2 separate regions of the Homo sapiens genome follow, and region 2 is linked to region 1. The links are chromatin loops, found by intact Hi-C in ENCODE. Cell type or tissue: MCF 10A. All regions are shown on one strand. Links, peaks and the distances in the headings refer to the core of each region. The heading gives the core; the rest is flanking DNA.

What was found. Hi-C counts contacts between places; a loop is a spot of excess contacts. Peaks named below come from ENCODE experiments on the same cell type or tissue, not always from the same donor. Only the 100,000 strongest peaks of a DNase experiment are listed, where the experiment ranks them.
Region 2: a loop joins it to region 1, with 4 times the contacts of the local background. A loop is called at or near these places in 2 of 110 quality-filtered maps.

Annotation. Positions count from the first base shown.
Region 1 is chr2:121,090,165-121,101,588 of GRCh38, forward strand. No RefSeq gene overlaps it. Among named protein-coding and RNA genes, the nearest start is that of TFCP2L1, 190 kb to the right of the region's middle. In MCF 10A, for the core only: a CTCF peak has its summit at 5,306 (motif pointing right); a DNase peak (open chromatin) is centred at 5,297.
Region 2 is chr2:121,204,359-121,215,782 of GRCh38, forward strand. No RefSeq gene overlaps it. Among named protein-coding and RNA genes, the nearest start is that of TFCP2L1, 75 kb to the right of the region's middle. RefSeq lists an enhancer at 10,143-10,643. In MCF 10A, for the core only: no CTCF peak of the experiment used is centred there; DNase peaks (open chromatin) are centred at 6,623 and 7,503.

The DNA.
Region 1 (11,424 bases), core at 1,109-9,108:
GACTGGCCCCTTTCCCATGATTCTTCCCTTAGGGTGGGCTGCCTGCATGCACAGTGCCCTCCTTTCCCTTGGGAGGTGTACGCATGCCTATCTGAGGCTTTCTTCCCTCTTCCGGTGGCGTGCCCCCGGAAGCTCATACTCTGCCATTTTGTCTCTTAATGTGCATGCCTGGGAAGTTGCCTCCAGAGCCTCTACATTTAATTAATGCTTTAGTGCAACAGGTGTGGACCATCAGGAAATGGCCTCTCCCTGGCACCGGCTGCCAATTTGTCAGTTTTAGAGAGGCAATGTGATCATCGTGGAACGATTACCCGACATTCCTGGGGGGTGGGGAGAGCCCTCTCCTGCCCCGCTCATGCCTGTCTAACTACCTGTAACAGCAGTGCATCGCGCACGCCTCGCTTTTGCCCTCATTATATCCTGATCGTAGCCCTCTGAGGAGGAAGCTGGGTGGGGAGAGGCAGAGAGAAGGGGGAAGGACCAGGAGATCGCAGTGGCCACACGTGAGCAGTGCTGCCAAGAGACCAAGAGGGCCAACTGCAGTGTCTGCAAGGGCACTGGTGTCCCCGTTAATCCTCCATGACCAGCCTCAAAGTCGGGGTAGGCAAGTCCAGGTGGAGGAATCTCACTAACAATGGCATGGGGTCTACAAAGTTCTCAAGGGTGAAGAGGGCCAGAGCACTTCCCATTCAAAAATGCTGCACCAGGCCAGGCACAGTGGCTCACGCCTGGAATCTCAGTACTTTGGGAGGCTGAGGCAGGCAGATCCCTCTAGCCCAGGAGTTCAACACCAGCCTGGGCAACATGACAAGACCCTGTCTTTACAAAAATATATATATACAAAAATCAGCTGGGTGTGGTGGCACATGCCTGTAGTCCCAGCTACTCGGGAGGTTGAGGTGGGAGGATCGCTTGAGCCTGGGAGGTCGAGGCTGCAGTGAGCTGCAAGTGTGCCACTGTACTCCAGCCTGGGTGACAGAGTGAGACCCTGTCTCAAAACAAAACAAAACAAAGCAACAAACAAAAAAGCTGCACCATAGCTAGAGGACGGGAGGATGAGCAAAAGACAAGTAAACACCACATCAGAAGAGGAACCTCCCAGTGACCCCTGGGAAACAGAGTAAAGGAGAAATCAGATACATAGTAGTTCATATTTAAAACCAGGAAAGATAACATGGCTCCTTAGGGGAGGAGGCTTAAAGTAGATATGAAAGAGATTGGAGCAGAGATATAAGATTACATCCCAAAGAGGGGGAAGGTGAGCGAGAAGAGCTCAGGAAAGGAAAAGAAGAGAGGGGCTGGGGGAATGGCTCATGCCTGCAATCCCAGTACTTGGGAGGCCAGAGGCAGGAGGACTGCTTGAGGCCAGGAGTTGAAAACCAGCCTGGACAACATAGACCCCATCTCTTTAAAAAAAAAAAAAAAAGGCTGCTGATCATAGGATGCACACCTGTGGTGGCAGCTACTCAAGAGGCTGAGGTGGGAGGATGGCTTGAGCCTGAGAGCTCGAGGCTGCAGTGAGCTATAATTGTGTCACTGCACTCCAGCCTGGGGTAGAGTGAATACCCTTTCTCTTTTTTTTTTTTTTTTAATTTAACCAAAGAAGTGAATCAAAATGAAGAACTCTAGAATAGAGAAGCTTGACAAAATACTATAGTCTGGTGGTGACTCACACATGTAATCCCACCACTTTGGGAGGCTGAGACAGGTGGATCACTTGAGCCTAGGAGTTTGAGACCAGCCTGGACAACACGGCGAAACCACGTCTCTACCAAAAATGCAAAAATCAGCTGGGCATGGTGGTGCGCCTGTAGTCCCAGCTGCTAGGGAGGCTGAGGTGAGAGGATCCATTAAGCCCAGGGAGGTCAAGGCTGTAGTGAGCCACTGCACTCCAGCCTGGTGACAGAGACTCTGTCTCAAAACAAAGCAAAACAAAAGCCAACCAAATAAAAAAAGCAAAAAAACTCCTGTGATATGTAGTAAATAATTTCACCTTGTCCAAAAAGAGGTCTGGCTTTTGCTTTCAGCTTGTGGGAGGGAATCCCTAAGCTCTAAGACTATCAGGCCTGATAGGAGTGTCTTTGTTTGCTGTGGGTCACATTGAATAGCTAACAATGTGATTGCGGGTAGGGACTGGTCAAACCGGAAAGTCCAACAATGTAAGGTGGTGGCTTTGAGTCACTCCCAGAGGGGCTGCAGGCTAGAGATGGAGACCAGCCTGTGCACCATCTGCCATGCTTACTCAATGAGGCCCAAGAAAAACTCTGGACACTGAGGCTCATGTGAGCCTCCCTGGTTGCCAGCACTCCTATGTTCTGCTACACATGGATGCTGGGAACAGGAGGCTGACCCAACAGGGAGGACCACAGCAGCTGTGCATGGGGTAGTCCCCAGACACCCCCTGTGGGCATCCTCCCTTGGCTGATGCTCATCTGCACCCAGAAGTATAAGATGAGTCTTGCTGGGTGTGGCGGCTCACACCTGTAATCCCAGCACTTTGGGAAGCTGAGGTGGGTGGATCGTGAGGTCAGGAGTTCGAGACCAGCCTGGCCAATATGGTGAAACCCTGTCTCTACTAAAAATACAAAAATTAGCTGGGTGTGGTGGCATGCACCTGTAGTCCCAGCTACTTGGGAGGCTGAGGCAGAAGAATCACTTGAACCCAGGAGGCAGAGAGGTTACAGTGAGCCGAGATCGCACCACTGCACTCTAGCCTGGGTGACAGAGCGAGACTCCATCTCAAAAAAAAAAAAAAAAAGGATGAGTCTAACAGCTTCCAGTTAGCTCTGTGAGTCTTTCTAGCAAGTTATCAAAACTGAGAGTGGTTGGGGGAACTAGTCTTTCCAACTTTGCAATTGGTATCAGAAGAGGTGGTCTTGGGAACCCCTAAAACTTGTAATTGGTGTTGGAAGTGAGCACGGTTTTCTGTGTGGGCTGTGTTCCCTCCAACTTCACAGTTGGTTAAACTCTTCACATGTGGCAAACATCTGAATATTTAAATATAAAATTAGGACTTCCACTTCTAGGCTAGATGTTCTGGGGAAAAAATAAACTCCACTACAAATACCTAGACCTGTTGATTGAAACTAAACAAACATCTTTTAAATGACTACCTGATTGTATAAGAAAGTAAGGAAACTCACAAAGGCCAAAACCGAAGAAGAGGCTGAAACCAGAATGAGAAATGACCCCTGATGCTGTGGGCTGCCCTAGAAGCACCTGGAAATATCTGAAACCTATAGTCACTGGTTTTAACAGCCATACAAAAGAGAGAAGGCAGGGCCCTGGGCCCATGCAGGCAAGATGGAGTGTCAGGACTTAGACTCTTGGAAAAGCTAGAATCCTTGAAGAGCTAACTCTTGGTAAAAAGGTGACATAGAAAAAGAAGCTAACAAGAAAGTGTGTCTATCCTGGCTTCAGCTTTGGGTTAAAAAAAGAGAAAGAGAGAAGGAGGAGGAGGAGGAGAAGGGGGAAGAGAAGGAAGAGGAAAAAGAAGAGAGATATTTCACTCTTCCTTCCCCCTGAAAATGTAAAGGCCATCCTCACGTGGATTTCGGGTCTGGATTTACACTCCCTGAAGAATATCCAAGCTGAGAAATATTTTAATATGTTTCCAAGATGGAAACAAGCACTCCAGGCCTCCTGACAGATCTCTCCAGAGGACTAACCCTCAGCCTAGGCCTGTCAGGATTCCCACAGACTGAGATCTGCAAAACATGAGTTCACCATAAAAATTGAGCCTGCACAAGAGAAACAATCCATCATGAGCAAGTGTCAGCAGGAGCAGCAGATGTCAGAATTAGACCACCAAAGATGTCACATTATGGGATTATCAGGAACAGGATTCAAAGTCATGTTTTCAATGTTTATGGGAGTAAAAGGGGAAATTAAACACACATGCAGGGAACATAAAAGTATCCAAGATGACCTAACAGATTTGACACCAAATACATCTCAAAATGAAATATATAATTATTAAACTTTTTTAAAGTAAAAAATGGCATAAACATCAGATTAGGCACATTTGCAAAGGAATTCATAAATTGAAAAAAAAAAGTTGAGAGAATCATCCATAAATGTAGCTCAGAAAGATAAAGAGATGGGAAATGAGTCAGAATTCCTCTCCTGCCCTTCTGGAGAAGAGCCGTGAGCTGGATCATGTCCCGCAGGCAGATATGGATGGAAGAACAGACACTGAGCTGGAGGAGGCAAGAGTGCTCCCTCTGCCCAAATGATGCCTCCCTCTGCCCAGCCCGTATCCTTGAGAGGGAATAGGGGATAATGGGGTTGGGGTGGGGGGCACAAGGCTGTTCTCTGGGATTTCAATATCATGCTTCCCCTTAAAATTCTCAGAATGGGCCAGGCACAGTGGCTCACACCTGTAATCTCAGCACTTTCAGAGGCCAAGTTGGGCGGATCACGAGGTCAGGAGTTTGAGACAAGCCTGACCAACATGGTGAAACCCCGTCTCTACTAAAAATACAAAAATAAGCAGGGGGTGGTGGCGCGTGCCTATAATCTCAGCTACTCAGGAGGCTGAGACAGGAGAATCGCTTGAACCCGGGAGGTAGAGGTTGCAGTGAGCCGAGATCGCACCACTGCACTCCAGCCTGGGCGACAGAGCAAGACTCCGTCTAAAAAAAAAAAAAAAATTCTCAGAACGTCCATCAGCCAGGAATTTTCCTCACCCTAAGCCTTTTGGGAAGAGATTCTGTTTCCAGTTTGTTCCCTGTGGGCAAAGCCTTTCCCCCTCTTGGATTCATCTGTGCAATAGCTGGATCTCTAAGGCCACTGCCAACTCTAATATTCTATTCTGTTATGACATCCTGCGGTGACAGGTACGATATGTGCCCCACTGACTCACCTCTATACTCAGGGCAAGTCAGAGATCCCGGGATGCTTAGGAAGAGCCCTGCCTGTCCAAAACACAGTTTCAGTGCACAGCCTGAAACTCCACAATTACAGAGTCATTTATCTGGAGGTAAACATCATCCTAATTAGATTCCAAATTGTTTTTTTCTCAGAGGGGCTGGGTAAAGGATAAAATTAAAGTCATCATCAGTCACAACACCTCCATGTGAGTTATTTTAACAGTCTTTTCAAAAACAAAGTCACAGCATGCGAGATGGATTTGACAGGAGGAGCAGAGGGGAAATGTGGTAGGTCAGTCACACCCCCAGGGACTGGGCCCTAGTCCCGAGCGTAGGAGAGGCGGAGCTGGAAGGTGAACCTTCCACAGCCTCGACCGTCCGTCCTCCCTCCAGCCTCTCCACAATTCAACACCTGCTGGCCAGCAGGCGGCAGTGCACGGACGAAAATGCGCATCTCTGCTGGATTTCCCAGGAGCTCCTGGAGTTCAAATGGCTTCTTTTTCTGGTAGCCTCAGTGCTCAGTGTGGAGAGGCAGGCTGCAGACAGCAGGGACAGTGGGATGTGGGATGCACTGCCCAAGCCTTTGTAAGTCCGACCCTGGTGGTGGCCCCAGAAGCCAGGCTGCTGGACTGGGAGGGCTGCCTGGAAGATGGGGCACCTTCAAGGCTTGTCCTGCCTGACTAAGGGTGAGGGGACATTTGAGGATGAAATGAGACGTCTGGAAGTGTCCCTAACCTTCCTGGGGCTGCCCCCCGTGAAGGTCAATGCTCGATGCGGGGGCTGGAGGGGGCAGACAGCTTCATGTGTCAGAGACCCTGGAGTGCAGGTGTAGCCCCTGAGCTCTGTCTGGGCACAGTGGCATGCTCATTGAGTGGAGAGGTGGCGTGGGTCCAGCTCAGCCTGGGGAACCAGTCTGAGGCCGGGTGACAGAGCCCTTCACTCTCTAAGCCTTGCTTCTCAGACCTGTTGAATGGCTGTGAGCACTCCCGGGGGGCTGATCCCCAGCCACTGTACTCTGCAGAGGTGAGCTTGAAATTCAGAGGGGCAAGGCTGCATGCATCCCATTCCAGAGTCCTCCCATCCTATTTGAAGTCCTCTCATCCCTTCCTATTTGGGGGGCTTGTTAATGCTTCCAGGGTGCTGCAGGGCAATGGGTAGCCTGGCTCTGTACCAACACACGCAACAGCGCCCTGACTCAATGCCCCTTCCCTTGCCTTCATCTGGCCCAGGTAACCCTCTTGGGCGAGGGAGAAAAGTGAGCTGCTCAAAGAAGATACTTCCATCAGATACAGGCAAGCAGACACTTTCTATTTCTGCAGGAATGGGACTCCATCGATTCAGGAAGCCCACAGAGGCCAAGCCCACGGACTGCACATGCAACCCTCTGACTCCATCGCAGGGGTGAGGGACGTGCTCCCCCACATTGCCTTCCTATGGATTCCCCATGCCCACCCTGCTGCAAGGAATGATGCGGCAACACTGTGATCTACCGCAGTGTCTGCCAAACTCTCAGCTCACGGGGATCTCTGGGCGCTTGTTAACATTCACATTCTCATTCCAGGGGAGAGCTGGGAACCAGTGTCTGGCAAGCACCCTACATGACTCTTACACTTAGGTCAGTTTGGGGCCATGTCCACCTAGAAGATGAAGGAAGAGAGGGAGCCTAGAGCCGTGAGGATTTTATTTCCACATAACCTAACCAGAGGCTGCCAATGGAGACTCAGAGCCAGCCCAGGAAGGAAGGAGGTAGGTCTTGGTGGACAACGAGCCAGTCTCAGTCCCACAGCCCCTGCCTGAACGGGCACGCTCTCTCCCTGCCTCTTCCCACGACCTGAGAGACCAAGCTTGCCAAGCTCCAAGGACTCTGATGGGCCCTATGGTCAGGTTGCTTGCCTGAGGCCTTTTTTCCTAACCCACAGGGTGATTGTGGTAGGAAGAATAATGGCCCCCAAAGCTATCCCTGTCAGAATCCCTAGGTCCTGGCATATGTTACTTTGCAGGGCAAAAGGGACTTTGCAGGTGTGATTAGATTAAGGACCTGGGGATGGGGGGGTTATCCTGGATTGTTCAAGTGGGCCCAATCTAATCACAAGAGTCCTTATAAGAGGGAGGCAGGAGGGTCAGAGAAGGAGTTGAGGACATCACGCTGCTGGATTTGAAGATGGAGGAAGGAGCTGTGAGCCAAGGGATATGGCCTTTCTTGCCCCCTAGAAGCCGGCACAGCCAGAGCCAAGGAAATGCATTGTCCCCCAGAGCCTTCAGGAGGAACCAGCTCTGCCAACACCTTTGTTAGGGAAGCAGAAGCATAGGAGAGCCAGAGTGCCACCATTTTAAAATCAACTCCATCTTGGCTGGGTGCAGTGGCTCACGCCTGTAATCCCAGCACTTTGGGAGGCTGGGGTGGGTGGATCATTTGAGGTCAGGAGTTCAAGACCAGCCTGGTCAACATGGTGAAACTCCCTCCCTACTAAAAGTACAAAAATTAGTCGGGTGGTGGTGGCGTGCGCCTGTAATCCCAGCTACTCTGGAGGCTGAGGCGGGAAAATCGCTTGAGCCTGGGAGATGGAGGTTGCAGTGAGCCGAGATTGCGCCACTGCTCTCCAGTTGGGGCGACAGAGTGAGACCCTGTCTCAAAAATAAATACATATAAATAAAATCAACTCCATGTTAAAACTAGCAAGGCACATTCCTTGCCAGCCACTACCCATGGTCCTAAGATGTTTACATTTAAGGAAGCAGTTTGGTAATGCCTGTAAGGACACACTCCTCCAACAACAGAAAGTCCAGATGTCCCAATACCCTTAACAGTATAGGTTTTCAAAATAATTATAATTATGCTCTCATGTGCTGATGTAGGAACATGTCAAGGATAGCTTCCTTTAAATCAGTAGAGTAATAAACGTCATGCTGTCAGCCCACTGGCAGTTAGGCACAGCTTTGGTTTAGTCTTTACAGAGACAAGATCCCTATATAAGAAAAACTTAAAGCAAAGATGGTGCGTGCCTCTGCTTGCTTCCTGAGGGCACTCTACTTTGTAATGGAGCAGTTTCTAATAAACTTGCTTCTTTCCCTGCACTTTTCCACTCACCTTGAATTCCTTTCCTGCACAAAATCCAGGAACCCTCTCTTGGGGTCTGGATGGAGACCCCTTTTTCCAGTAACACCTTGATTTCATCCCATTCAGACTTCTGACCCAAAGAACTGTACGATAATAAATGTGTGTGGTTTAAAGCTAGTGAGTTGGTGGTGATGTGTCAAATCAACAACCGGAAACTCATATGGTGACTTGGTTGGAAAAAGTTGCTCTCGTTATCGTCCCTGCCGAGTATGTGAACACTGGGAGGCAGCAACAATAGCAGCCGCTTAGAAGCCACAGGTCCCCCTAGCTCACACCCTTCTCCCTGTGTGACTTCAAGCAAGTCCTTCTCCTCTCTGAACCTCCATTTCCCCATCTGTAAAATGGAGATGGTCACTGCATCCACATGACACCCTGTGTCTGGGAATTAAGTGGTTTGCCCAGAGAACTTCTTTCACCTGAAACTCATTTTTCACCCACCTGAGACCCAAAGTGCCCTGAAGAGAGACATAAGGAAGACAGGGCTTCCTAAGACCTCAGACCCAGCACACAGCCTCGGTCCCAACCTTGCCCAGGGGTGCACTAGGGGCATGTTGATGGAGCTGCCCTTGGATTTCCTACTGTGGCAGCCCATCTGCAGGATCATCACATCTGCCACCCACATCCTGGTGGTCCAGCGTTCGCTCTCGGGGAACAGTGGATCACAGCATCAAACCGTGGTTTCATGGAGCCATGGTTTCCAACATTAACCCGGTGCCTCCATTGCACACGATGTTCTGGGAATCATTTACATTTTTTCCTTGTTCCAGAGCTAAGAAACCTCTGAATGGAGAGGAAGGTGACTCTATTCAGAGGCTTTCTGGGCTGGGAGCAGGATGGCATTGTCAGGGAGGTTCAGTCCTTTGGTTATAAGACGGCCTCTGGAGAGGAGGGCATGGGCGGAGGCTGGGAGAGGGGCTGGGGACAGGCTGGCAGACAGGCCCCACTGCATCCTTTCAGAGGGCCTACTACCCTCTCTGGGGAGCCTGCCGTCTAAGACACACCATTTATAATCGGATAGAACAGTAGTGCACCTCTGAAGTCAGGCCGATCAGGGCGCAAACCCTGTTGGTGTCACCTAGCAGCTGGATGGTGTCAGGCGAGTGGCTTAAACTCTCTGAGCCTCCACTTTCTCAGTTGCAATTTTGTATAAATACACACAAGTCCCTCTGTTTCCTGTTCCAAAAAGAACTGGAAATTGAGACCTGCCCTCCATGAAAGGGCTTCTGATCTCAGAGGGAGGTTTGTGCAAGGTAGCAGGGACCGCTCTCTGAGGGATGGCTCCAGCCAGGCGGCTCCCTGTTCCGTCTGCAGGTGAGGCTGGCTGGGGGCAGCATCCCTGCAGCACTGAGGCCAGGACATCTCGCAGCTCCTCCCTGGCTCCTGGTGCCCTCTGCTGGCATCATCAGGAAAGAAGAAGGCAGGTTGGCAGTTCAGGGTCAAAGGAGAGTTCCTGAGGCTTGACATGGCCAGCTCTTTTCCCCTGGGACAGAAGCCTGCGATAGACAATTGGGGTAAGAAATAGGGACTGAGACTCCAACAGCACACACAACATCCTTCCCTGCCAAAGCAGGAATCCTGCCCTCTCCCTACAGCCACCCATTCAGCCTGCCCTGACATCTCTCCAAATCTACAGATTCTTAACCTGGTTTCTAGAAATATGCATACTGGGAGTAGGGTGTGGAAAGGGTGGGGTGAGCCCCTTCCCTCCCTCCAATCTCACTGTCCCAAAATCACTAGGCCGAGTCCATGGGTGTGACCAAGTATTGGGATGCTGCTCTTGGGGGAGGCTATTGCTCAGAGGGAAGTGATTTGAAAATCAAATTGGTGAGGCCAGAACATTCCATTCTTCAGCTAAGCAGTTTCCAACCAGGGCATGCAAATGAGCCATCTGAGGCATAAAAGCCCTGGAGGGTTGGTCTGAGGGCCCTTGGCAGGGGCACTGTCCTAACACTTGCTAGTTGTCACCAGAAGTGAAGCTAGCCAGGCCTCTTCTGCTCAGCCGGAAGGGAGCAAGTGTTTATGGAGCACTGGCTGTGTGCTCAGCACCTTCCTGTGTATTATGTCAGTTACTCTTGCTGACCAGCCTGTGACTGAGGTATTCATAGCTCTGTTTTGTCGATGAGTAAATGAGGCTCAGGGAGGTTAAGTTAATGGTCCAAGTTTCCGCAGTCTGGGTCAAGTGTAGGACATCTGACTCTGACTAGCATCCTTCAGCTCCCCACGCGTGTCCATCACCCTACCCTGCCTCTGTCCCTCTCAGCATCATCCTGCTATCTCAACACCACACTGCCCTCCCTTTCCAACAACACCGGGCTCTCCTTTCTCTCTCTCTCCCTCTTTCTCTTCTCTCTTCTCTCTCGTTGTCTGTCTCTGTCAATCCTAATCTCACTTTCTCTCACTCTTAAGCCGCCTGCCCCAAATTCAAACACAGCAAAGCCTCCTTGAAAGGTGGGCATGGCTGAGATACTTTCTAGCTCTAAATTTATACAAATCCCCCTCACACTCTCTCTCAGCTTGGCCCCGCTACATGTGCAGTCTTGGGAAAGTGCTCTTGCTGTCCCCTGAGCCCCTGTTTGCTCCTCCATAGGTGGCTGCAATGATACCTACCTCGCAGGACAGTCACCAGGAGCAATGAACATGAAGCCCCAGCTCCAGCCGTGCATCTCAGGGGCTCAGCAAACACTGGCTCCTTGTCCTGAGGGAGTCATGGTGGCAGCTGGGTGGGGGGCTGGGGCCACAGCAGGCAGGGCAACATCTGTGGATGAGGAGCTCTCACCCTCCACCCGATCTCCAGCAGGTGCATTCACCTGTGCTCTCCAACAGCCATGCGTACCCAGACAGTGACAGGCGGTGTTTGGGATGTAAAGTTGGTGCTGCCTCCAGGGAACTCACACACAGCCATCTATTCCCATGGCGGTGGCTCCCACAGAGAGGCCCAGGGACACCAGGACCTGGTTTGTAGGCATTTCTCTGACCCTACCAGCACTGCAGTGTGGAGGGTCTGTGGAACTGAGACCCTGTAGAAGCTGTGCCTGGAGATTCACAGGGCAAACTGAGGAGAAGCTCAGTTTTTCTAACAGATGTCCAGCCCAGGCTTCTTCCTTCTTTTATGCCCTCGCCCCATCTGCCACGGGCTCAGGCCCCTGTAAATGTTCACTCCCAGGCCCTGGTCAACCCTGAGGGAATAATCAGGGATTATCATCCCTGAACAAAGCTGTTTACCATTGTTTTATTTCCCAGTATGAAAAAGGGGAAACCAGCTACGGTGCAGAGGGCTGGGGAGAGCTAACACCAGTCACTTTGCGTTCTGGGACATGCTGGACGGAAGGGTCGGCTGGTGCATGAGGGGTGGACTCTCTGGGCATCCCAGGGTGGGGAGAGCTCCAGCCGAGGTGCAGCTGGATGCATTGTGGGGCTACGGGCCAGGAACGTCTG
Region 2 (11,424 bases), core at 1,692-9,691, 110 kb after region 1:
CATTGCACTCCAGCCTGGCGACAGAGTGAGACTCCATCTTGAAAAACAACAAAAAACAAACAAAAAAAACACATCCCTAAGGCACGAGGGTTAGAGCTTTTGGGTTGGTGAGCACCAACTCCAGGGGGACAGAAGCTCCTGCCCTTGGGACGATTCCGGGCCTTGCTCTATGTACTTTTAAAAATCTGGCTGTGATCTGTGTCCATTATCATACTCTTTATCAGAGGATAAACTAGTAAATCTAAGCTTCTCTGAGTTCTGTGAACCATAATAGCAAATTATTGAACTTGAGGATGGAATGGTGGGAACCCGCATTTTATGGCCAAGTTACACAGAACTATGGGTAAGGGCCAGACGCAGTGGCTCACACCTATAATCTCAGCACTTTGGAAGGCTGAGGTGGGCAGATTACTTGAGTCCAGGAGTTCAAGAGCAGCCTGGGCAACAATGGTGAAACTCCATCTCTACAAAAAATACAAAAATGTGCTAGGCATGGTGGCACATGCCTACAGTCCCAGCTGCTTGGGCAGCTGAGGCAGAAGAATCACTTGAACCCAGGAGGTAAAGGTTGCAGTGAGCCAAGTCGTGCCACAGCACCGCAGCCTGAGTGACAGAGTGAGACTCTATCTTCAAAATTTTTTTTTTTTTAAAAAAAAGGCTGGGCACGGTGGCTCATGCCTATAATCCCAGCACTTTGGGAGGCCGAGGTGGGGAGATCACAAGGTCAAGAGTACGAGACCAGCCTGGCCAACATGGTGAAACCCTGTCTCTACTAAAAATACAAAAATTAGCCGGGCATGGTGGCGCGCGCCTATAGTCCCGGCTACTTAGGAGGCTGAGGCAAGAGAATTGCTTGAACCCAGGAGGCAGAGGTTGCAGTGAGCCGAGAGTGTGCCACTGCACTCCAGACTGTGCACTCCAGACAGAGTAAGACTCTGTCTCAAAAAGAAACAAACAAACAAACAAAGCGAAGTAAGGGTAAGCTGGGACCCACTACTTCCAGTTGACATCTGATGGGTTCCTTCTTAGCCTGATGGGCCACCAAGTCACCGGATGCCCTTAAGCATGTTGCTTCCTTTCTGCGGGCCTCAGTTTCCCCAGCAGCTACAGCAGAAGAGGTTAGAGCAGCTCTGAGCTTTCCCACCGTGGTCCACACAGCCCTGGGTCCTCAGTTCCGCCCATGCCAATCTGGCCCTTCAGAGCAGCTCTTGGTTCTGAATGTGCTGCTACATTCTATTTCCTTCAAAGCAGGTTTGGCATGGCAAGTTTGAAGACCACAGGCCTGGATTTCCAGGGTTCCCTGCAGCGTTGATTCTCTAGGCCTGCGTGACTTGGAGTCTGGCTGGAATTCAGCCAAGATGCCACAGCTATGTCACATAGGAGCCATGTCCTCTCGCCCAGTCTCCATCCACTCTGTGCCAGAGACTCAGGACTGAAACTGGAGCCTCAGCCCTGGCTGACAGTGGGCCTCTGTGTGCAGCGCAGCCCCTGGCCACCCCCAGGCCCGGGCTCTGTTTTATATACAAACACCCATGGTGGGTCATAGGAAACCTGCAGGCCAATTTTGTCTTTCCAATAACAATGCACTTTTTTTCTTAAAGGCATCGATGCACATTCTTAGGTTTGTGAGGCAAATAGAGGCCATAAGAAGAATCTGGAGGAGGTGGGAGACAACAGTCACCCCCTCTTAACTCCTGGGTCACACCCAACAGCTAGGCTTGGGGGAGCCAATCACCCTGCCAATCACCCTGCACCACCCCACACAGCAGCGCCTGGCACACCACAGTGTGAGCTCAGAATGACAATTGGTTTAAAAAAAAAAAGAATGAATAAATATGCAGGACCCCTAAAAATCAGCCCACTTTTGACCTTTTCTTTTCCTTCCTTCCTTCCTCCCTCCCTCCCTCCCTCCCTTCCTTTCTTCTCCTAAAAATCAGCCCACTTTGGACCTTTTCTTTCTTTAACCTTTCTTTCTTCCTTCTCTTTTTTTTTTTTTTTTTTTAAGAATTGATATGAGGTCTTGCTGTGTTGCCCAGGCTGGTTTTGAACTCCTGGCCTTCCAGCAATCCTCTTGCCTCAGCCTCCCAAAATGATACAATTACAGGCGTGAGCCACAGGGCCTGGCCGGTAAACTCCTTTCTTCAGCAACTTAATGAACCTCTCCTGGTTTAAATTTCCTGCTTCTGAAAGTAGTGCTGATACTGGTGTCTAAACAGGGCTATAGTGAGGATTGGTATCTACAGATTAAGGACAAAGCCTGGCACAGAGGGGACACCATAGGCGTCGGCAATTTCTTTTTTCACTTATTCCAGCTGGCTTTTATTTATTTATGTCTTAAATGTCATTGTGGCAGAGAAGGCTGGACCTATAGCTAGACCGCATTTCCCAACCACCCAACCAGGCTGTTGGGTACGACCTGTGACTGCGCTGCCCAAGGTCATCCAAGCAGAAGTGAGGGCGCCATTTCCAAGCTGGTCCCCAAAACCTCTCCTCCCAGGGTCCCCATTGTCCCTTCCTCTGGCAGGAGCAAAGGCTCTAAGGCCCTAGAAAATGGCAGAACGGGCCAGGCGCGGTGGCTTATGCCTTTAATCACAGCACTTTGGGAGGCCAAGGCGGGCGGATCACGAGGTCAGGAGATCGAGACCATCCTGGCTAACATGGTGAAACCCCATCTCTACTAAAAATACAAAAAATTAGCCGGGCATGGTGGCAGGCGCCTGTAGTTCCAGCTACTCGGGAGGCTGAGGCAGGAGATGGCATGAACCCGGGAGGCGGAGCTTGCAGTGAGCCGAGATGGCGCCACTGCACTCCAGCCAGGGTGACAGAGAAAAATTCCGTCTCAAAAAAAAAAAAAAAACCACACAAAAATGGCAGAACCACTAGATGGAAGGAACCTGGGTCCCTGAATGACCATGTGGGAGGCGGCCCTGGGCGCCCACATGGGCCTGAGATGTGAAGGGGAGATAAACCTTTATTATGTTAAGCCATGGGCGTTTGGGGCTTGTTTTTGCAGTGGCCAATATTACTTACCTAATATGGCCAAGATATGAGAATATTGTATTTTAATTCAATCTTCTCAGGATATTTCCAACTTAATATCTGTTTCTAAAAATGCTTACCTTAGCGGTGTTATTCTATGTTCTTGGGAGTCTTCTTTTTAATGTCATCTTCTTTTGAATACTTTACAGACAGTGTAGTCGGTCTTCAGACCCAGTTCAAACTCTTAAGTCACTAGCAACAAATAAAACAGTACCCACAACACTACTTAGAACACATGGTCTGCCCAAGGCCCTCATGGCCCCTTCCTAAAGTCAAAGTCAGATTAATTTCAAAACAGAGACACCCCTCCCTTCTGGGGCGTGCAGGAGCAGCGTGCTTTGAAACAGACAAGTCAGCCAGAGCTGGCGGCTCAAGAGTCAGGCTGAAGCCAAAGGGATGCTGGCAGAACACCTCACAGCAGGGAGGACAGGGTTTGCCTCTACTCCCTCCGTTACTCCTCAGCTGGGAGCTCTTACAGCCCCAAGGAAAAAGCAGAGTTCTCCCTGAAGGTCATTTCCAGGAGTCTAGTCCTGCGGACAGTGGCTTTCCACAGAATGACAGTAGCCATAAGGGGGACTTCTAGGCCAGAAAAGCTCCAAGCAGCCTGACCAATACACCTTCAATATCTGTTCATTTAGAATATATACATATATTTATTCATCTTCATTTGTCTGAAGTAGGTATGACTAGTCCCCCCTACCTTTTTTTTTTTTTTTTTGAGATGGAGTTTAGCTCTTGTTGCCCAGGCTGGAGTGCAGTGGCACGATCTTGACTCACCGCAACCTTCGCTTCCCGGGTTCAAGTGATTCTCCTGCCTCAGCCTCCCAAGTAGCTGGGATTAGAGGCATGCGCCACCACACCTGGCTAATTTTGTATTTTTAGTAGAGATGGAGTTTCTCCATGTTGGTCAGGCTGGTCCTAGTCCCCATTTTTTTTAAAAAAAGAGACTTTAGGGAGATTAAATGGCAAACAGTCGGCCAGATGCAGTGGCTCACAGCTGTAATCCCAGCACCTTGGGAGGCCAAGGCAGGTGGATTGCTTGAGACCAGCTTGGGCAACATAGTGAAACTTTGTCTCTACCAAAAATACAAAAAAAAAAAAAAATAGCCGGGTGTGGTGGCACACACTTGTAGTCCCAGCTACTTGAGAGGCTGAGGTAGGAAGATCACCTGAGCCCAGGGAGGTTGAGGCTGCAGTGAGCTGAAATCACATCACTGCATTTTAGCCTGGGTGACAGAGTGAGACCCTGTCTCAAAAAAAAAAAAAGAAAAAGAAAAAAGAAAACAGCCTATGGGGGTCAGAGCCAGGGTCTCCCTGCTAGATCAGCTGGAACTCTGAGTCCACTTTCTCTTCAAGAGGGAAAGAATGAATGAAAGGGACAGATGAAGGAGGAAGGTGGAAGGAGGTGAAGCACAGAACTGGCCTCCCAAGTCCATCCACAATAGAGGGGCAGGGACGGTCAGCAGAAGGTGCTGGAGAGGGGTGAGCACCTCACCTGAGAGGAGGTGGCCTGAGTATTGGGGCAGAACCCTGGAGCCCAGCAGCCCACGGCAGCCCAGAGGAAGAGCTGCATCTGCAGGTACCCGGGGACAGGCTTCCTTTCCTAGGGCCCACATTCCAGAGGGCAGCAGCAGGGCCAGCAGAGGGGACAGTTGCAGCTGTGGGGAAGATGCCCATGCAGGGACTGTAAACGAGTTGGGGCTCAGGATCCCCTGGCTGGGGCTGGGCTGTGAGCTGAAGACTTAAACCAAGCCAGCCCCCTGGCCGCATATCCCACCCCTCCCCGTCCCAGAGAGGCAAGCGGGCGCAGCACTGGGAAGGAGGAGGCGGTTCTAGCTCACCCCTTTCCACAGGCCCCAAGGGCACAGCTGGGTCAGGGCTGAGGTGGAGAGGGGACAAGCATGGTATGTAGCTTGTCTCAAAGGCACGCTTCCCCATGGGCAGGAAGAACTGCCGGGAGGGGCATCTCCCAAGCTACCTAGATATCCTGGCATCCGCCTTCCCAGCCAGGAGCAGCACCTTATCCGGATGCATTTGCTCCCCAGCATCAGCCTCCCCGCAGCCACATGGGACGGTGGCACAGTCTTTGGAGCTGACGGACCTGGGTCAGAAGCCTGACTTTGCCCCCTGACTAGCTGTGTGTCCCTGAAGAAGCTGCCCAGATTCTCTGAGCCTCAGTCTCCTCACAGGCAAAGCAGAGACTTTAACAACTGCCTGAAAAGGTGCTGTGAGTGCAGATGAGATAATAGGGAGGAAAAACTTTTCCTGTGTCCTCTTATGTTCAGTGACTAGGGGCCTGCGAATTAAACTGACAAAAGATAGATTCGCTAGAGAAAAAAGATGGATTTTTATTCTCATACCTATGAGGGAGTTTCACAGAAAAATGTGACTCAGTTCAAGGCTGCAGCGAGCTATGATCCACCGCACTACAGCCTGGGTGACAAAGTGAGAAACTGTCTCAAAAAAAAAAAAAAGAAAAAGAAGAAGAAGATAAAGGAAAAAGAAAAAAAAGAAAGAAATGTTAAAAATAAAAAATAAAAAAAAAGAAAAGAGAAAAAAGGAGAAAAGGATAAAACAAGTATAAATAAAAAGAAAAATGTGGCCAGGCGTGGTGGCTCACACCTGTAATCCCAGCACTTTGAGAGGCCGAGGTGGATAGATCACCTGAGGCCAGGCGTTCACAACCATCCTGGCCAATATGACGAAAGCCCATCTCTACTAAAAATACAAAAATTAGCTGGACGCAGTGGCGGGTGCCTGTAATCCCAGCTACTTGGGAGGCTGAGGCAGGAGAATTGCTTGAGATGGAGGTTGCAGTGAGCCGAGATGGTGCCACTGCACTCCAGCCTGGGTGACAGAGTGAGACTCTGTCTCAAAAAAGAAAAGAAAAGAAAAATGCAACTCAAGGAGGTGGTTATAATTTGGGACTTATATACCATGTTAATAGGGGAAGAGGGAAGAGAAGGACCATTTTACTTTTAGGAAAGATAAATGGCCCCTAGGAGAACAGATGGCAGCTAGGACAGTTTTGCAACTATGTCTGTTCTGGTGATTTCTTATCTTGGTGCCAGTGCTGACTTCTTGAATTCTTGTATTTGGTGATAGGAGTCCATCTCTCTGGTTTTGAAAGTTCCAGGGAAAGGATTTCTGGCAGCTGAATTCTTTTGGGAGCCTCTGCTTTTAGGCAGATTAAGGGGAATAAAAAAATAAAAAAATAAAAAAATAAACCAGAAAACCCTCTTCAGTGTGGTACATCCTGGATCCCTTCAGACAAGGCACGGGCAATACCTGGCTGGGGGAGCCCCTCACAGGCCTCCTCCTGCCGGCCCACACCACATCCCTGTGCCCATGTTTGTCCTCTTCCCAATCCCTACTGCCCCATCCGAACTCACTGTCCTCTGTCCCCATTCTCTCTGTGCTAAGGTGACACGTCACCATATAGCAGCTTGCCCCCTGCCGGCACAGGCTCCCTTCACCGCTGCTTTCAGGTCCCAGTCCCTCGTTTGCCCAGCACCTCTTGCTATCTCTTACTCATTCAACAAACACTCCTAGCAGGCTTCTCCCTGCCAGGCCCTGGGCTGGATTCCAGAGTGGCAGCGATCAGGCAGACCAAACTCTGTCTCTAGGAGCTCCTCCCAGTGGGAGAGGCGGACAGAAAGATGGACAGTTACAGCCTAGGCACAGGAGCCCATGGGAGCTCAGAGGAAGAGCCCAGAGGAAGAGTAAGGCCCAGCAAGTTCTGTGAGCTGTTGGTGCCAGGAAAGAGCTGGGCCTGCCCCTGATACTCAAAAAGCATATGTGAACAAAGGGAATGGAGGGAGAGGAGGAGAAAGAAGGGATGACAGGAGGAAGGGAGGGAAGTTGGTCGATTTTCCTCATCCACCTTTCTCCTCTCTGGACTAGTGTTTGGGGCCAGCTCCTCCCCCACTCCAATGTCAACCTCTGGGCTTATCAGATATTTCAATAGCTGCTCTGGCCTGATAAGCCCTCTCCAGATAACCCCTTTCTCTTGTAATTGAGTTTAAATATTGTTCCACCCAATCAAGGCAGGTTAATATTCAACCCAACCTAGCTCTGGAAGCCTCCTGGCCACCAGATTCTTCCCTGGGCGAGGCAACCTGGGGCTGAGCAGGGCTGGAGCAAGCAGGGCGTGCAGTCTTCCCCCAAAGCATGTTTATCAGAGGGTTTGGGAATGGGGGGCGGGAGGGGACTGTCTAGACCTGGGTCCGCCCCTGGTGGGTCCAAGGAACAGTGTCCAAGCCAAGCCTAAGGGCCTGCGCTTCCTGGCTGGAGGACCAGGGGAAAGCCAGCTTTGTTCCAGCAGAGGCTCAGCTGGGAGAACCTGCCCAGACACCCTTCCCTTGAGGATTCTGCTTTGCACCTTAGAGTGTCCTCAGGCTGCCAGGATCCTCCAGAGCCATATGGCTGATTTCCTCCTCTCACCCACAGGAGTGATTCCCTCAGGCTCCTCAGGGTTTGGTCCTCGTGAGTCAGCCTCCCAGGGCCTATCCTGTCTGACACACTCCAGGTGGAATCTTCAGCCTACCCGGTAGAGGCCCAAACAGTGCATGCACCTGCTTCCCACTGGTGACTTTCACGGGTCTTCCATGTGGACAGCCCCAGTCAGCGATGTGGGAGCCGCCACAGCCCAGGACTTCCAGAAGCAGAAGCGCTGAGTGTGGCTACTCACCTGACCCAGGGCAGAGAGTGGGGTCGAGAGCCAGTGGCATCCACACCTGTACCCGGGAGGCCCCTCTGGTTCCGTGTGTGTGTGTGTGTCTGTGTGCATGTGTGTGTGTGTGTCTGTTGGGGGGTGGGAGGGTCATCAACAGGTTTCACTACTCAAATCATCTTCCCCTACAGGGAGGCGCAGAGGATCCCATAGCTACCAGCCAGCTGTCAGGCTCTGGGTCACCTTTGTGTCATTGGACCCTAACATTCTCTAGTCCCCCTCTGTCCCACCCCACCCGAGTGAGTCACTATCCCTCTTGGAGGTTCCTCCCCAGAAAGAGAGGGCAGGTGCCTCCAGGCCAGCAGCAACAGCCCCCGGGGGAACCTGTTAGGAATGCACATTCTCAGACCCGCACCCCACCACTGAATGGGAGACTGCGGGCGGGGAACCCCCGCAGTGCAGTGCAGGTGGCTTTCCGGCCCTCCTGAAGATTCCGATGCACTGGGACACCACCCAGCCACTACAAGCCATGAATAAAAGCCTCCTGCCTCTCACCGCTTTAATATGTGCCGGGGCCATTCCAAGCTCTTGAAGTAAATTCAGCTCATTTACTCGTTATAATCGTCCTGCGAGGCAGGCACGAGTATTAGTCCTCGTGGACTAATTTTACGGATGAGGCAAGCAAAACAGAAAAGTTAGGCGACCTTGGGCAAGGTCACACAGCCGGAGGCTGAATGAGAAGCTAGGCAGTTCTCCGCTACATCAGGGGCTCCCGAAGTGTGGTCCCTGGACAAACGGTGTTAGCATCACCTGGGGACTTCTTAGAAATACAAATTCCCAGGCCCCCGATCAGACCCACCGAGCCGAGGGCCCAGCCATCTTTAGAACAAGCCCTCCAGTTTCAGAACCACAGTGCTGCACCCCGCTGCCTGAAGAGACATCCTGGGAAATAGCCGGAAAGCCTCACGCCCGCATCATGGCTGGGGGGGAGGGGGGTGGTTTGCTGGAAATAGACCACGTTGCAGGGCGGCTGCCGGCTCCTGCCCACCGGGAGGCCGAGGACAGCGACCCGAGCCGCACCTGCGCTGGGGCCTGCCGAGCTCTCGCAGTTTGAATGGAAAGGAAGAAGCCTTTGCTGTGGGCCCATGCTGCTCTGGGCCTCGGCTGCTGCGAGGTGCTGCCGAGTTCACACCATCCCACTCTTGTGTCCTAGCTCACCTCTAGTTTCTCTGTTGGGGCAGAGGCTGTGCAGGCGGATGGGGCAGCCAGCAGCCATACCAGAAGGAAAGACGGTGGTACAGGGGAACTCTTGGGCCCTGAGCTTGCCAGGCTCCCTAGTTCCACTCTGAGCTCTTGAACCCAATCCCGTTGCTATTGACTGAATGCTTGTGTTCCCTCCCCCGCTTCCGATGTTGAAGCCTAACCTCCAAGGTGATGGTACATGCAGGTGGGGCCTTTGGGAGGTATGAGGCCATGAGGGTGGAGCCCGCATGAATGGGGTTAATGCCCTTGTAAAAGAGGCCCTAGGGAGCTTGTTTGCCCCTTCCTAGGAGGCAGGCCCTCTCCAGCCTCTGGATCTGCCAGCGCCTTGACCTTGGACACCTCACCTTCAGAACGGACAGAAATACCTTTCTGTTGTTTATAAGCCACCTAGTTTACTTATGGCATTCTGTTACAGCAGCTCGCATGGGCTAAGACAGCCATCACGTACCCTCTCAGCCTAAGGACCTGCCACGCTGTTTCCCACTGCACTTAGAACACAGACCGGACCCTCCTGCTCCCATATGGTCTGCAACGCCCTGTGTCAGGAGAGTCAAAGCATAGGGCACAGCCCACCAGCAGGCCAGAAGGTCAGCTCCACAGGTCAAGATCTGCATTCCTCAAGAAAAAATGACATGGACTAGTCCAAGTATTGTTTTGTGAAACTCATTAATATGCGCGTGTGTACTGGGAACACTGAAAACTCTGAGGATCATTCCGTTATCTGGCCCGATCCCCTCCTCCTCTGACCTCCCCTGGCATCATCCTCCTTCAGCAACAATGCCCTTCTTCAGGATCCTGGAACACCCAGCCGTTTCCCAGCTCAGAGGCCCTGCCAGTGCTGTTCCACATTTCCCCAGGAGCCTCGTCCTGTGCCCGGCCTTTTGCTCCCTGTCTCGTGTACATGGTCTCATTTCAGCCCCACAAACTTGCAAGGCAGGTGGTATTTCTATTTCACAGATGAGAATAGGAATCGGGGAGGTTAAGTAGCCTGCTCAAAATCATACGGACCCAGGATTCCAACCCAAGGCCTTGAAGGCCCTCCCACTGTGCACACCCTCTGCTCCTCTCACAGGGACGTGCAGGCAACTTGAGAGGAGAGGGGGGCTTTACCAGTGCGGGGTGGGAGGAGCGCCATCCGTGGGGCTTGGAAGTCTGGGGAGATCACGGGCAGCAGGCATGGCGGAGCCACAGCTCTGGGCGCCATGGGCACACATGATCAGAATGGACGCTGGAGACAGAAGAGCTTGGGAAAGTTGTGGTCAGGGTAGGAAGGTTTCAGAGCAGGGTAGGGGGCTGGTAGGGAGGCCTGTGGGTGGCTCATGGGCTACAGCCCTGGTCCTGGTAAGAGATAAGAGACTGGGGTGGCAGCGCTGCAAACGTGCTGACCAGCATTCAGCCAGCCCACCCACTGATCAAACTTCAAACACCTGAAGCCTCCAGTTACAATGGCTATTATTAAAAAACAAAGACAAAAAAAAAAAACCCAGGAAAATAATAGGTGTTGGCAAGGAGTAATTGGAACCGTTGTGCACTGTTGGAGGGAATGTAAAATGGTGCAGCCCCTGTGGAAAATAGGATGGTAGTTCCTCAAAAAATTAAACATGGAATTGACCCAGCAATCCCACTTTTGAGCATTACCCAAAAGAACTGAAAGCAGGGACATGAAGAGCTGTTTGGTCACACCTATGTGCATAGCAGCATCATTCACAATAGCTAAACATGGAAGCAACCAAAATGTCCACTGAAGGATGAGTGGATAAACAAAATGTGGGCTATCCATACAACAGTATTATTCATCCTTAAAAAGGAAGGAGAGTCTGGCCGGTGTCTCACGTCCATAATCCCAACACTTTGGGAGGCCGAGGAGGGCAGATCACCTGAGGTCAGGACTTCGAGACCAACCTGGCCAACATGGCGAAACACAATTTCTACTAAAAATACAAAATCTAGCTGGGCATGGCTACAAAAATACAAAATACAAAAATACAAAAATGGGCATGGCTACAAAAATACAAAAGTTAGCCGGGCATGGTGGCAGGCACCTGTAATCCCAGCTACTTGGGAGGCTGAGGCAGGAGAATCGTTTGAATCTGGGAGGCGGAGATTGCAGTGAGCAGAGATCATGCCATCTCACTCCAGCCTGGGCAACAGAGCAAGACTGTCTCAAAACCAAAAAGAAAAAAGTAAATTCTGAGACATGCTACAATATGGATGAACCTTGAGGACACCCCGGTCACAGGCCAAATACTATATGATTCCACTTTTATGATGTCCCTCATAGAGTCAGAAATGAGAAAAGCCGTTGCTAGGGGCTGGGACTAGGGTTGATACGGTTTGGACGTGTCCCTTCCAAATCTCAAGTTGAAATGTGACCTCCAACGTAGTAGGTGGGCCTCATAGGAGGTGTTTGGGTCACGGGGGCAAATCCCTCATGAATGGCTTAATGCTGT